2 separate regions of the Mus musculus genome follow, and region 1 is linked to region 2. The links are chromatin loops, found by intact Hi-C in ENCODE. Cell type or tissue: heart. All regions are shown on one strand. Each heading gives the region's core, and the rest is flanking DNA. Links, peaks and the distances in the headings are about the cores only.

Region 1 (5,767 bases), core at 763-4,762, 360 kb after region 2:
GTGAGTGTCTATGTGCGTATATGTATGTGTGGATGTAGGTGCATGTATACTTATGAAGATAGTCTTTGTAGCACATGCTAGCCTCCAGTCTTTGATTTCTCCTGCCTCACCCACTGAGTTCTGGGACTGCAGGCCCATCTCCCACACTTGGCTTCTTCACACAGGATCAAAATGTGTCCTCTCAGATGCAAATCAGGTTCTTCATTTTTAAAAATGAACATGTCCATCGACCTGCATATTGCAATAAGGTCAGAGAGTCCTGTCCTCATACCACCCCGCCCCCCCTCACCCAGGCTCTCCTCACAGCAAACAGATCAGAATCTGAGGGTGAGAGTCCCAGCAGCAATGACTGAGATGTCTTCAAGGCTGAGAACCATGTTTCCATAAAGTTTTAAATATAATAAAGGTGATTTTTTTTGGTGGTGCATGGGACTGGATCCTGGCGTCCACAAGCTAGGCAGTCAGTCATTTGACTGCTGAGCTGGATCCAGCTCTGTGACAAAAGGTGGTTCTCAAATGTCCGTGAGAAGAAAAAGGATATGTAATGACGTATGAACATTGCTTGACTCTGTGAGGAAAAACCAATCCACTAGCACTGTAAGCTGAACTGGCCTATAAAGTCAATTTAAAAACTAAAAGCCGGTAAGGAAGGGTTACAAATCTAATGAATGAAATGACAAAATATTGATATATTTACCTATATAAACATTTTTTAAAGAATCGGGATGGAAAAAAATAACCATATACAGAATTCAAAAACAGTTTGAGGAAATCGATTTCCATAAACGTGGTAAGGGGCAAATGGTTTTTAACCTATAAAATATAGAACTCACACAAAACAACATGAAATAAGTGAGAAAATGGGCTTGAACAGACAAGCCAGCAAGAACAGAACAAAGGCACACATCACACAAACAGCTTTGTTCCCACAATATCAGATCTATGCAACTAAGTATCAGATAGCTGGGGCTGGAGGGAAGGCTGAGGCGTCAGCCCACTGCTCTTGCCGTGCACCTCAGTGTGGTTCCCTACACCCACACTGCGTGTCTCACAACTGCCCATAACTCCAGCTCCGGGGGATCTGATGTGTCTGCCCTTGGGGGGCCCCTGGACAAATGTACACACAGACACACAGACACACACACACACACACAGCAGCTAAAAAGACTAAGTAATGTAACTGTCACACTCAAATAAGCAAAGTGTGGATTTATAACAATAAGCTATTGATAAGAATACTAACCTATTAAAAGATGGAATATTAAAAATAGGTGCCACTGATTCAATTCTGTTTCTCAATACTTACCCCGTGAGAATATTAAAAACTGTCAGCATAAGTATGTTCATTTCAGAATTATTGATAATAGCAAATAGGTGCGACAACAATTTCCAACAGTTAGAGGAGTAGTTGAATTATGGTCTATCCATACATTACTATTAGGGTCTATTAAAGACAAAGCTTATAAAGAATGCTTATCATGAAATATGAGTTAAGATTAATAGGCTAATGTCAACTAGGTAAAAATGTAAGTAAATATATAGGAAAAAGATTGGGAAGAAATATATCAAAAAAATCAAAGGTCTTGAGGGAGAGGCAAGAATGTTAATTTTTTGAAATATTCTCCTGTGTTATCCAGTGTTTTTTGCAAAGGGCATGTGCTATTTCTATATTAACATGCAAACACCATAAGCATTTTATCAGTGGCCAGTCTGGATATGGAAAGGCACAAAGAAAGCTATTTCAGGCAGGGGGCAGCTTGGGCACAGCAGGGGGATGGCTGTGTTTCCCAGTCCGTGGGGAGACCAGCCACGGGTAGGGTCATCTGGGGGAAACCGAAAAATAAAACTGCATAGCCACACAGTGAACAATGACGGGCTTTTAGAAACAGCTGACACACGGGCCCGAATCTCAGGAGATTCCTAAAGAACACTCAGGCAGCAGCTGCTGGCAAGGTGGCCTGGGAGGTGCGAGCAGATGGGGAAGGTCTGGAACCTCCCCCAGCTGTGATACAGGGGGCACGGAAAAGGCGGCCCAGGGAAGGGGAGAGAAGTCAACGGAGATGTGGTGGTTCTTGGTGACAGACTCGGGATAGTGAAGTCTTAAGGAGTGTCTATGGTGACACCTGGGTTTCCACCAGGATGGACAAAGGCTGTGGAGAAAAAGGACAATTGCAGCGAGGAGGATTCGGGCTGATTTAGAAGCGGAAGGAGATGTTGGGGGAGACTAGGAATAAAGGGCGCCTGAGTGTGCTCAGCCTGAGGGGCGTGTCTGACCGGAAGGAGATTTTGATGCTGTTCCCATTTACAAATGCTCACACAGCTGTCCTCAGCACACCCCGCCCCCTCCTGTGGCATGAGTGCTTCATCAGCTTCCTGCATCAGACCAAGCCGGTTCAGTCTTTTTACATTAGGATCACTTTCACTTGGAGTAAATTATTTTTTTATTCATATTTTATGACAACCAGTCCACACCCAGTTCTGTTGACAATGAAGACTGTCAGTTACAGCTTCTACACCCCTAGGGATTCTCCTGTCTATTGTTATTTCTATCTGGCTTTTCCCATAGGTTATTTTTACTTTCTTAGTTCTCAGTGAATAATAAATGAGCCGTGTTGCTTTAACTACTGTCTTCTATTTCATTTTTATGGCTTATTTTTATTATTTTGAATTAGTGTGCGTGCATGTGAATCTCTGTGTGTGTGTGTGTGTGTGTGTGTGTGTGTGTGTGTATGAAACTCTGAAGTCAACAAGTCTTTGAGGTCACAACATGTTTTTTGAGCTACACTGTCTCAGAAGCATCAACTCAAAGCCTCATATCTGGGGTCAGGCAGAACATCCCCTGGCCTTTGGCTGGCCTAGAGGCTATGGTCAGTCTAGTCTGCCTCTGCCTGTGCTCTAGTCTCATCATGAGATGGAGGTGGAAGGTGACTGTCAGGGACATGCTGCATTCACCACCTCAGCCAAGTCTAGAGAGGACTCTTAAAGTCTGAGGCAGAAGTGGCTTGGAGGGAGGAGGGATCTCCACGCCCTTCAGAAGAGGGAGGGATGGCTTCTAGCCTTGGGTTTTCTCTTGAAGGAAATGCAGCAGGATATGGACGAAAAGATGGATGTTTTAATTAATAATCAGAAGAACAACAAGCTGTAAGTATCCTCCTCCTCCCTAAAGACTCCTCCCTTCACTTTGCTCAGTGCACAGGGGTCTTAGAGAGGGCACCCCTCAAGGAACTATCTTGGCTTCTGCCATTAACAATGGCTGGAAGCTAAGATCTTCTGTGCCCATGTGTACTGGTAGAAACAGTCTCCCCAAATTTCTGCCTCCCCCCTCCCAACCCACCAGTCCCTTTCAAAACCAAGCCAAGGAGCAGCAGAAATTCTGGCAGCTAGGAAAGATGGACAAAGGCTCCCAAGCCATGATCACAGAAGAACCCGATGGAGCACCATTGGCTTGTGACAAGAATGTGGTGCCACCAAAACCAACGAGGAATCCACTGGAGTCCCTCCATCCATGTCAGAGTTGCTGCGTAAGTGAACTCCTGCCCACCTTCAGCACGGGTTCTGGAGCCCTGGGCTGCTCCTGCCCTGACTTCATCTCAAGAGCCCTTGCCTCACCCTATTGCCAGCCCTTGGGATGCAGCCCTTAGTCTAGAAACCGTCTGTAGTTGCCTCACCCTCTAGGCTATGGTGAGTCTTAAGCCACAATTGTTCAGTCAACCCTTGGAAGTGCCTGCTCCCAAGTTCTGCTCAGTTACTCTGTGCTTTCCTCTAGCAAAGCCTGATGAGGTACCCTGCAGGCTGGCTAACTTGAACCAGGAAAAAAAAATGATCTTTCTTGTGCCGTTTCTGTCCTCTGCAGGAGAAATGTTTGTTGTGTGCCCTAAAGACCAACCGCAATCAGGGGTAGGTAGATCCATAGGAGAAGTGCCTTCTCTCAGTTGGGTGTCTTGTTATCATCCCAAAGGGAGTGTGCTTCAACTTCCTTTTGCAGCAAAGCCCACCTGTAGTTGTACAGGGAATAGGGACTGAGTGGATTCTGCCACCCAGCATAACCACCCAGGCATAGAGGATGTGGCACCAGGAAAGAGGATTTGGGTGGCCAAGCCTAAGGCTGCTGTCCACAAGCTTGCTTGGTGGGGAGGGTATGCCCTTAGCAGCAGCCTCAGCCTGGCCCCAGATCCCCACATTTCTTCTACCCAGCAGGAGACCTTCACACCATGCCTGGGTGCCTTTTTCACCCTTGTCGTCTGGAGCTGCTTTCTAATTTATCTGTACTTCAACTTCGCCGAGGTGGAGCATGTGCTGCCGACCTAGCACAGCCATGGAGCCTACCACCAGCTCCAACTCATCATCTCCTGACTCCTGAGCTACACAGCAGACTTTTCTGCCCTCTTAAACACCCTCCAACCCCCACCCCTGCCCAGGCTTCCACCTGGAAATTAAAGAATCTCATTTAAAGCAAAAAAGACTGTCACCATTTTAAGTACCAGCCCAACATTTGCGTGCCTGGAGCTTCATGTTGTTGTTGCTGTTGTTGTTGTTGTTGTTGTTGTTGCTGTTGTTGTTGTTGTTCTAAATCAGCATATTTCAAACCCCAAATCCTCTTCCGCTCCTTGTTGGCTAGTGGAACATTCTGAGTCATCTCAGGCTTGCCTCTCCCTCCATTCCACAGGGTCCTAAAGAGTTCCAGGTCATAGCCCCACAATAACCCCAAAATATAGAGCATCAGCCTGTATAGATGCAAGACACAGACCTGATGCCCTGCCTGCTGATCCCCCACAACCTCAGCTCCTGCAATGTTTCTGGATGTTGTGGGGAACAGAGGCAACCTCTGAGCCTCAAGTCTGACAGGACTGTGTGCTTCCCTCTGAGGTGTTGTCACCGAGCAGTTCTCTGCCCTTCTTGAGTTCTGGTGAAGTTTGCCTACTTTCCTCCTTTGACAGTTTTTTCTGCTTCCCTCCCTCCCTACCTACCCCTTTCCTTCCGTCCTTCTCTCCCTCCCTTCCTCCCTCTCTCCCTCCTTCCCTCCCTTCCTCCCTACACTCCAAAGGAGCAGTGTCCTTTCAAAGACCGTCACAAACTGGAGATGAGCAGACATGATGGTGCTTTCTGGGATCACTTGGGAGACAGAAGTAGGTGGGTTTTTATTAGTTCAAGGCCAGCCTGGTCTACAGAGTGATTTTAGGCTGGCCTGGAGGCCTGGAGCTTCATGTTGTTGTTGTTGCTGTTGCTGTTGCTGCTGCTGCTGCTGCTGCTGCTGCTGCTGCTGCTGCTGCTGTTGTTGGGCCACACCGTGAGGCCCTTCCTCAAACAAACAAACAAGTTGTGCCCACCTCAAGTCCCTAAGTAAGGAAAGATAAAACCAGTTGCTAGCTTGGGATGAGAAAATGGTAATTTAGTGTTTATCTCACGGTGGGTCTCCCTCTTTGGCTTTGGTTTGACAAGCTCTGTGTCCACTGCACACCAGTCCTTCCATCCTTTTACTTTGTTGGATGCTTCCCCTGGTAGACAGTTAATCAGCTGGCGGCTTTGTAATGACAACAGAGTAACACAAACGCATTTGGTGCCAAATCACAACAAGGGCCTTGCCTTGTTATTCCAAGGAGTTCGTAGTCTGAAAGGAGCTATGGTAAACACACACCACAATACATATATTATAGATCACAGTAACCAAATATGAGACAACAGGAGACAGTAGCGGTAGCCCTGTCCTTGCTCCCACTCTTCCCCATTAACTTCACCCCAACTGGAATAGCTTACAGCAACAAGACAT
Region 2 (5,767 bases), core at 712-4,711:
ACTTTGCACTCAATATGGCCAAAACAGCTCTCCTTGTCCGCCCGAGCTCTCAGCCTCAATAAATGGCAATTCCGAAAGTTAATTTCGTTCCTTCCCACTCAGCATCTAACAATAGCAGGACTTGTTAAGAGACGCGTACTGACACACCATACCTCTGATAGGCACATAGCACATAGCATCTCAATATTGCCAGCAGCTCTAGGGAAGCAACATTTTGCAAAGGCGATGGAAGCTTTGAGCTGGAAGCAGAACTGGAATATGATCCTCCATCTTGACCCTTTAAAACTTTCCTCTGACTTGTCGGATGTTCTTCCTCTGAGCCCTGCAGCCCCAGAGATGCCCCTGTAAAGACTTGGCTCATCTTCCATCCATTTATTTAGCCATTTATCACTTGATTCAGAAAATATCTCAAGTATATATTATGTTCCAGGTACCATGGTGGATGCTGGGACTAGTCATGAGCTATGCAGACACTCCTCTTGCCTTCGTGACAATGACAATGCAGGAAGAGAGACAGTGACCCACAGTGACCCAAATAAGGAGCAATCACACAATGAGGCACTAAGAAATAGACGCATAGGATGTTATGAGGTCACATGTAAAAATGCAGGGAGAGGAGACTGACCTAGCCTGAGGACAGAGTTGCCTGAAAAGGTGACATGAGTTTAAATCTAAATCAGAGCGCGGCAGGTAGAGAAAAGAGCATGTGCAGAGGCCAAGGTGGGAGGCAGCCCTTGCCAGATTCCGCTACCTGAAGAGTCAAGCCATACCCCTTAAGGTCTCCGTTTAGTAGGCAAGCAGGCAGACGGCAAGACAATACTCCAAGTACTGTATGCCCCCAATGCCCTTCCCATGATACTTGATGAGTGAATCCATATATTTGATGCCTAAACACTGGAGTTAGTTTTTAATAGAGATTCTACAGGCAAATACCTTGGCGCGGAACACATTTGTCGCCACGTCTATCACTGCGAGGCCTGTGGCTCCAGCAGCTGCTGTCACTAAAACAGTTTCTCTGTGCCAAGGAAAGAGACATGTTACTCCAGAAACCATTCAAAGCTCACCCAGGGTTAAGATTCCAGGGACACAGACTAGTACATTTGACAGCAAGAACGGTAGAGACTCTTTCATTCAAACCTTCACGTGAATCCATTGTCCAGGTAGGACATACATAAGACTTCTGGGTCAGGGCTAATCTAGTCTGGTTTTAGAGCCTTCCTAAGATGGAGGTTTCTCAAGCCTTCTAGATAGTCTCTCTCTCAAGGCAGTAGCAATGGTTCATCTGAGCAAGCATACCAATGCGTGCTTCAGAAATTTTGCCCTATAGCCATTTTCATACTCAACACCACCTAATTTAAAAAGCTGGTAATCATGGAATAGCCACCATTCAAATGACACTACCAGTGGGGAGCAACTCTGAAAGCCAGATCTCTGAACAGATCGAGAGCCATTTTCCCAAGTAAAGAGAAGATTTCAGAACTTTTACGTTTAAAACGTCCATAGCCAGGGGGTGGTAGTACACACCTGTAATCCCAGCACTTAAGAGGCACAGACAAGCAGATCTTTGTGAGTTCAATAATAGCCTGGTCTACAGAGTGAGTTCCACAGCAGCCAGGGTTACACAGAGAAATGCTGTCTCAGATGGATAGATAGATCAATCCTAGTTGGCATAACCAACCAAGCCTCACAGAAACACATAGTCTCTGTTAAGCCCCCAGGGAGCTAGCTTATATAAACCAACCTCCACCTAGTGCTGATAGTACACGCCTATAATCCCAGCACTCCACGGCTAAGAATGAAGCTCTTGAGTTTGAAGTTCACCTGGACTATATAAGTTGTCCTAGGCTAACCTGAGCTACATAGCAAGACCCTGTCTCAAAAAGTAAAATAAGATAAAATAAAAATAAATCAAGTCTGTAAACTTGAAGTCGCCCTATGAATGAACCCCAAAGTGGTCAGATTCAAGAGAACTACTTTGCCAAAGCATTTAATGGCAAAAGGATGATCTATACCCAGTCTCCAGTATCCAAATTCATCTCTCTTTTGCCTTTCCTCAACTTAAAGGAACTTGAGCTGAAGAGAAGCACGGGAAAAGGCAAGAGAAAAGAATGGGAGAGGGGAAGGGAGCGGGGTACACTCTTATCTGTGATTGCTTTTGGCTCCTGTGGCTCAGACTGATATCTAACTCACTATGTAGCTGAGAATGGCCGTGGGTTCCTGATCCTCCTGCCTCTTTCCAAATGCTAGGAACACCAAGTGCATCACCAGGCTGGGCTTCAGGCAAGGTCCTGTCAGACATTTCTAATATCAGAAGAAAATTAAAATGCCACCTAACCCTCTGCCCCTAGACAGTCCTTACCCGGGCTGGATGCGGGCCCGATGATCTACAGCCAAAATAGCTGTGCCATAAGATACCGGTAACACTGCAGCATCTTGCAAAGAGACATTTTCTGGAATCCGCCACAGGGTCTGTACAAAGAAATAACATCGATTGGCAGTAAACATGTGTAGCTGGATACACAAGCTGCCTAGCTAACCTTATGATTCGATTGGATGAGTAATTTGCAATGGGAAGCACACGTCTATCATCACCTACTAAGGAGTACAAGTCCGGACCAAGCAAGCCAAGGTAGGGTTTAGGACCTGGGTGTGTCAGACTTCAAACCCATAAGGCTGGCATCTGCTCAAAAAGGAGCCAATTGATGGAGAATCGGCTCTAGGTTATTATGTAAAATGTATCCCAGTAAAGTTGGATGGGTTCCATATAACATGCCCCACCAGGGGGCACCATTCACATCCTGCTCAACCCAGCTCAGACCATTTTCACAAGCTTTATGGGAAAATATGTCCATGATATCCAATTCCATGTGCTAGACCAGTTTTTCAACCATAACTCACTAAGTATGGTCCAAATGGATAGCCAACGAAGGAACAAAAGGCTCTCTACACAAACAAAACTCTGTGCAAGGGCTGTCAAGAAAGTTAGCGTTTAAAGGGAAAAAAAAACCTGCTTGGTCAGGAAACACGATAAAATGAAACAAACGCAAAAGGAGGAGAGAACGGTGTGAGAAAGAGAGACAAGGAAACCAGAGAGAACAGTGGAGAAAAAGAAACGCCCATGTGTCCATCAGTGCCAAGAGTCAGAGATACCTTCTGGTCCGTGATGCACTGCTCCGCCATAGCATGAAAGCTACTTACTCCAATAACTCGATCTCCCTGGAGGGAAGAAAACATGTTCAAATGCATGGCCTTGTATTCCAAAACACACATCTCTGGCCTATCAGACACAGCTTGGCCTTAATATCTATTCAGAGCTCATTTCAGGTTTAAAACCAAAACAGCGATTCTCTCAATAGCTAGCAGGCTACCAAGCCAATAGAAGCACATTTTTCACAACAAGCAAGCCAAGGAAGGAAAAGTTAGTAGGAATCAGAATTCCTGTGACTACTTTCACTTGAGATTCAAACTCAAAAATCCTTTATTGTTTCAGTAACTGAAGACCAAGTGTTGTCTTATATTCATTCATAATAAAGAGCTTAATAAGGCCAGGAACTTGCACCAAGTCCTCCCCCACCTCCTCGTTCAGAATTCATTCTTTCTCTTCTGACTTGGTCACATGGCAAAGGCCAAGAGAAGCTAGACTTTCTAGGTATAAACAAGATTAGCACATCTCTCACAACTACACACACTTTCTGGTGTTTTATCCAATTTACCTTTTTCACAGTGCTGACATCTGTTCCTGTCTCTAAGACAGCCCCAGAAAACTCCATTCCTAAAACATTGAAAGATTAAGTTACTAAACTGGGCTGTGGTGACACACAACTTTAATCTCAGCACGCAGGAGCTCCAGGCCAGCCAGGTAACAGAGCTAGTTCCAGGATGGCAAGGGCTACAGAGAGAAAGCCCGTCTCAAACAAACTAACAAAAAAAAAAAAACCTGGGTAGCAGTTGAGAACACTGACTGCTCTTCCAGAGGTCCTGGGTTCAATTCCCAGCAACCACATGATGGTTACAACCATCTGAAATGGATCCAATGGCCTCTTCTGGTGTGTCTGAAGACAGCTACAGTGTACTCATAGACATAAAATAAATAAATAAATCTTTAAAACAAAAAACAAGAGAAAGGGAGAAAGAGAGAAAGAGAGAAAGAGAGAAAGAGAGAAAGAGAGAAAGAAAGGAAGGAAGGAAGGAAGGAAGGAAGGAAGGAAGGAAGGAAGGAAGGAAGGAAGGAAGGAAGATAGGTTATCTTTGGAGCCTGGCATCCTGCACACAGGAAACACGGCCAACAGGCCACCTCCTCCTTTTGAGCTGTTACCTTCAATGTCCATCATTTTAACTAAGCGTAAAAGGTGGTACTCAAAAACCTAGCACAATGAGCGTAAGACTTCATGATCACAACACATCAGTTATGGTTGTCCCAACTCTTTTTTTTTTTTTTTTTTTTTTTTTTTGGTTTTTTGAGACAGGGTTTCTCTGTGTAGCCCTGGCTGTCCTGGAACTCACTCTGTAGACCAGGCTGGCCTCGAACTCAGAAATCTGCCTGCCTCTGCTTCCCAAGTGCTGGGATTAAAGGCGTGCGCCACCACCAACTCTTAACCTACATCAAGAATATGCAAAAGCACAGAGACTCGCTGGTACACAGGTACTTTTGACCCTGACTGGGCCATGGGGTTCCTATACAACCCCAACTACCATGATCACCAGATGATATTTATCTGTTGCCATGTGTCCTTTGCTGACCTGTGAAGGGGTCCTCAAGGACATGGCCTGTGTTTATGCAGGCAACGCTCAGTTCAACAGGATGGATTAGTGTCATCTGCCCTTTCTTCATCCACTTCTGCAATTTATGAGCCTCTCAAATTTATGAATAGTTTACTTGCTCTGTCAGAGGAATAACTTAATTGTGACATCTTCCACTGGTCTAGTCTCTAAGCAAACACAGACAGAAGGAACTGGGTCCTAGTATTAACACACAACCAAAAACCCCAAACATAACAGCTATGTTGTAATCATGCAATCACTATAATCTTTATATTTATCCCTATAAAATATTCATGTACTATAAACATACTAAGCTCTACTTAAATCTCCTTAAATAAACTTCAACAACAAAAATCCATGCACTTAAGGTCTAAAAATAGTTGGGGGGTGGGGAGGTGGCTCATGCCTTTAAACCCAGCACTTGGGAGGTAGAGGTGGGTAGATCTCTGTGAATTTGAGGCCAGCCTGGTCTACAGAGTGAGTTCCAGGACAGTCAGGACTACACAGAAAAACCTGCCTTGAAAAAAACAAAAATGGTCTAAAAGTAACCAGACAGAGCACAGTAAAATTCAGACAGTGAGCTACTAAGATATGTCTAAACTTTTTCCTTCCTCTTCTTCCTTTTGGGCCTTCTGCGTTAAGCTTCTTAAGGTCTATGCCAATAAGGCTACAGATTGTAGCTGCAAGCATGGTCGAGATCCTTCAGAGAAAAACTGTAACTGAGGCAACACTAAGAAGGCAAAGGACCGAGGAGGGTTAACAGAAAAGAATTCTGGAGAACACAACACTGTGTAAACAGTTGCCCATTTATTCATTTTAAAGTAGTTAGTGAATGTCCTCGTTAGTACTGGCTGTCAACTTGACACAGGCCAGAAGTATCTGAGGGAGTCTCAATTATGGGGTTGCCTCAGTCAGACTGGCCTGTGGGCATGTCTGTGGGGCATTTTCTTGATTGCTAATTGATGTATAATGGTCCAGCCCACTGGGAGTGGTACCATCTCTGGGC

What was found. Hi-C counts contacts between places; a loop is a spot of excess contacts. Peaks named below come from ENCODE experiments on the same cell type or tissue, not always from the same donor. Only the 100,000 strongest peaks of a DNase experiment are listed, where the experiment ranks them.
Region 1: a loop joins it to region 2, with 4 times the contacts of the local background. A loop is called at or near these places in 1 of 42 quality-filtered maps.

The regions. Positions count from the first base shown.
Region 1 is chr1:157,097,834-157,103,600 of GRCm38, reverse strand. Tex35 (testis expressed 35) reads left to right here. Exons shown (of 8, transcript NM_001374637.1): 6 at 3,077-3,141; 7 at 3,338-3,521; 8 at 4,198-4,460. The coding sequence ends at 4,308. Among named protein-coding and RNA genes, the nearest start is that of Tex35, 7.9 kb to the left of the region's middle. In heart, for the core only: no CTCF peak of the experiment used is centred there; a DNase peak (open chromatin) is centred at 2,310; H3K4me3 peaks cover 723 bases; H3K27ac peaks cover 593 bases.
Region 2 is chr1:157,462,414-157,468,180 of GRCm38, reverse strand. Cryzl2 (crystallin zeta like 2) reads right to left here. Exons shown (of 10, transcript NM_001033284.2): 4 at 3,714-3,772; 5 at 3,151-3,216; 6 at 2,360-2,469; 7 at 934-1,015. Among named protein-coding and RNA genes, the nearest start is that of Cryzl2, 6.7 kb to the right of the region's middle. In heart, for the core only: a CTCF peak has its summit at 2,782 (motif pointing right); a DNase peak (open chromatin) is centred at 2,640.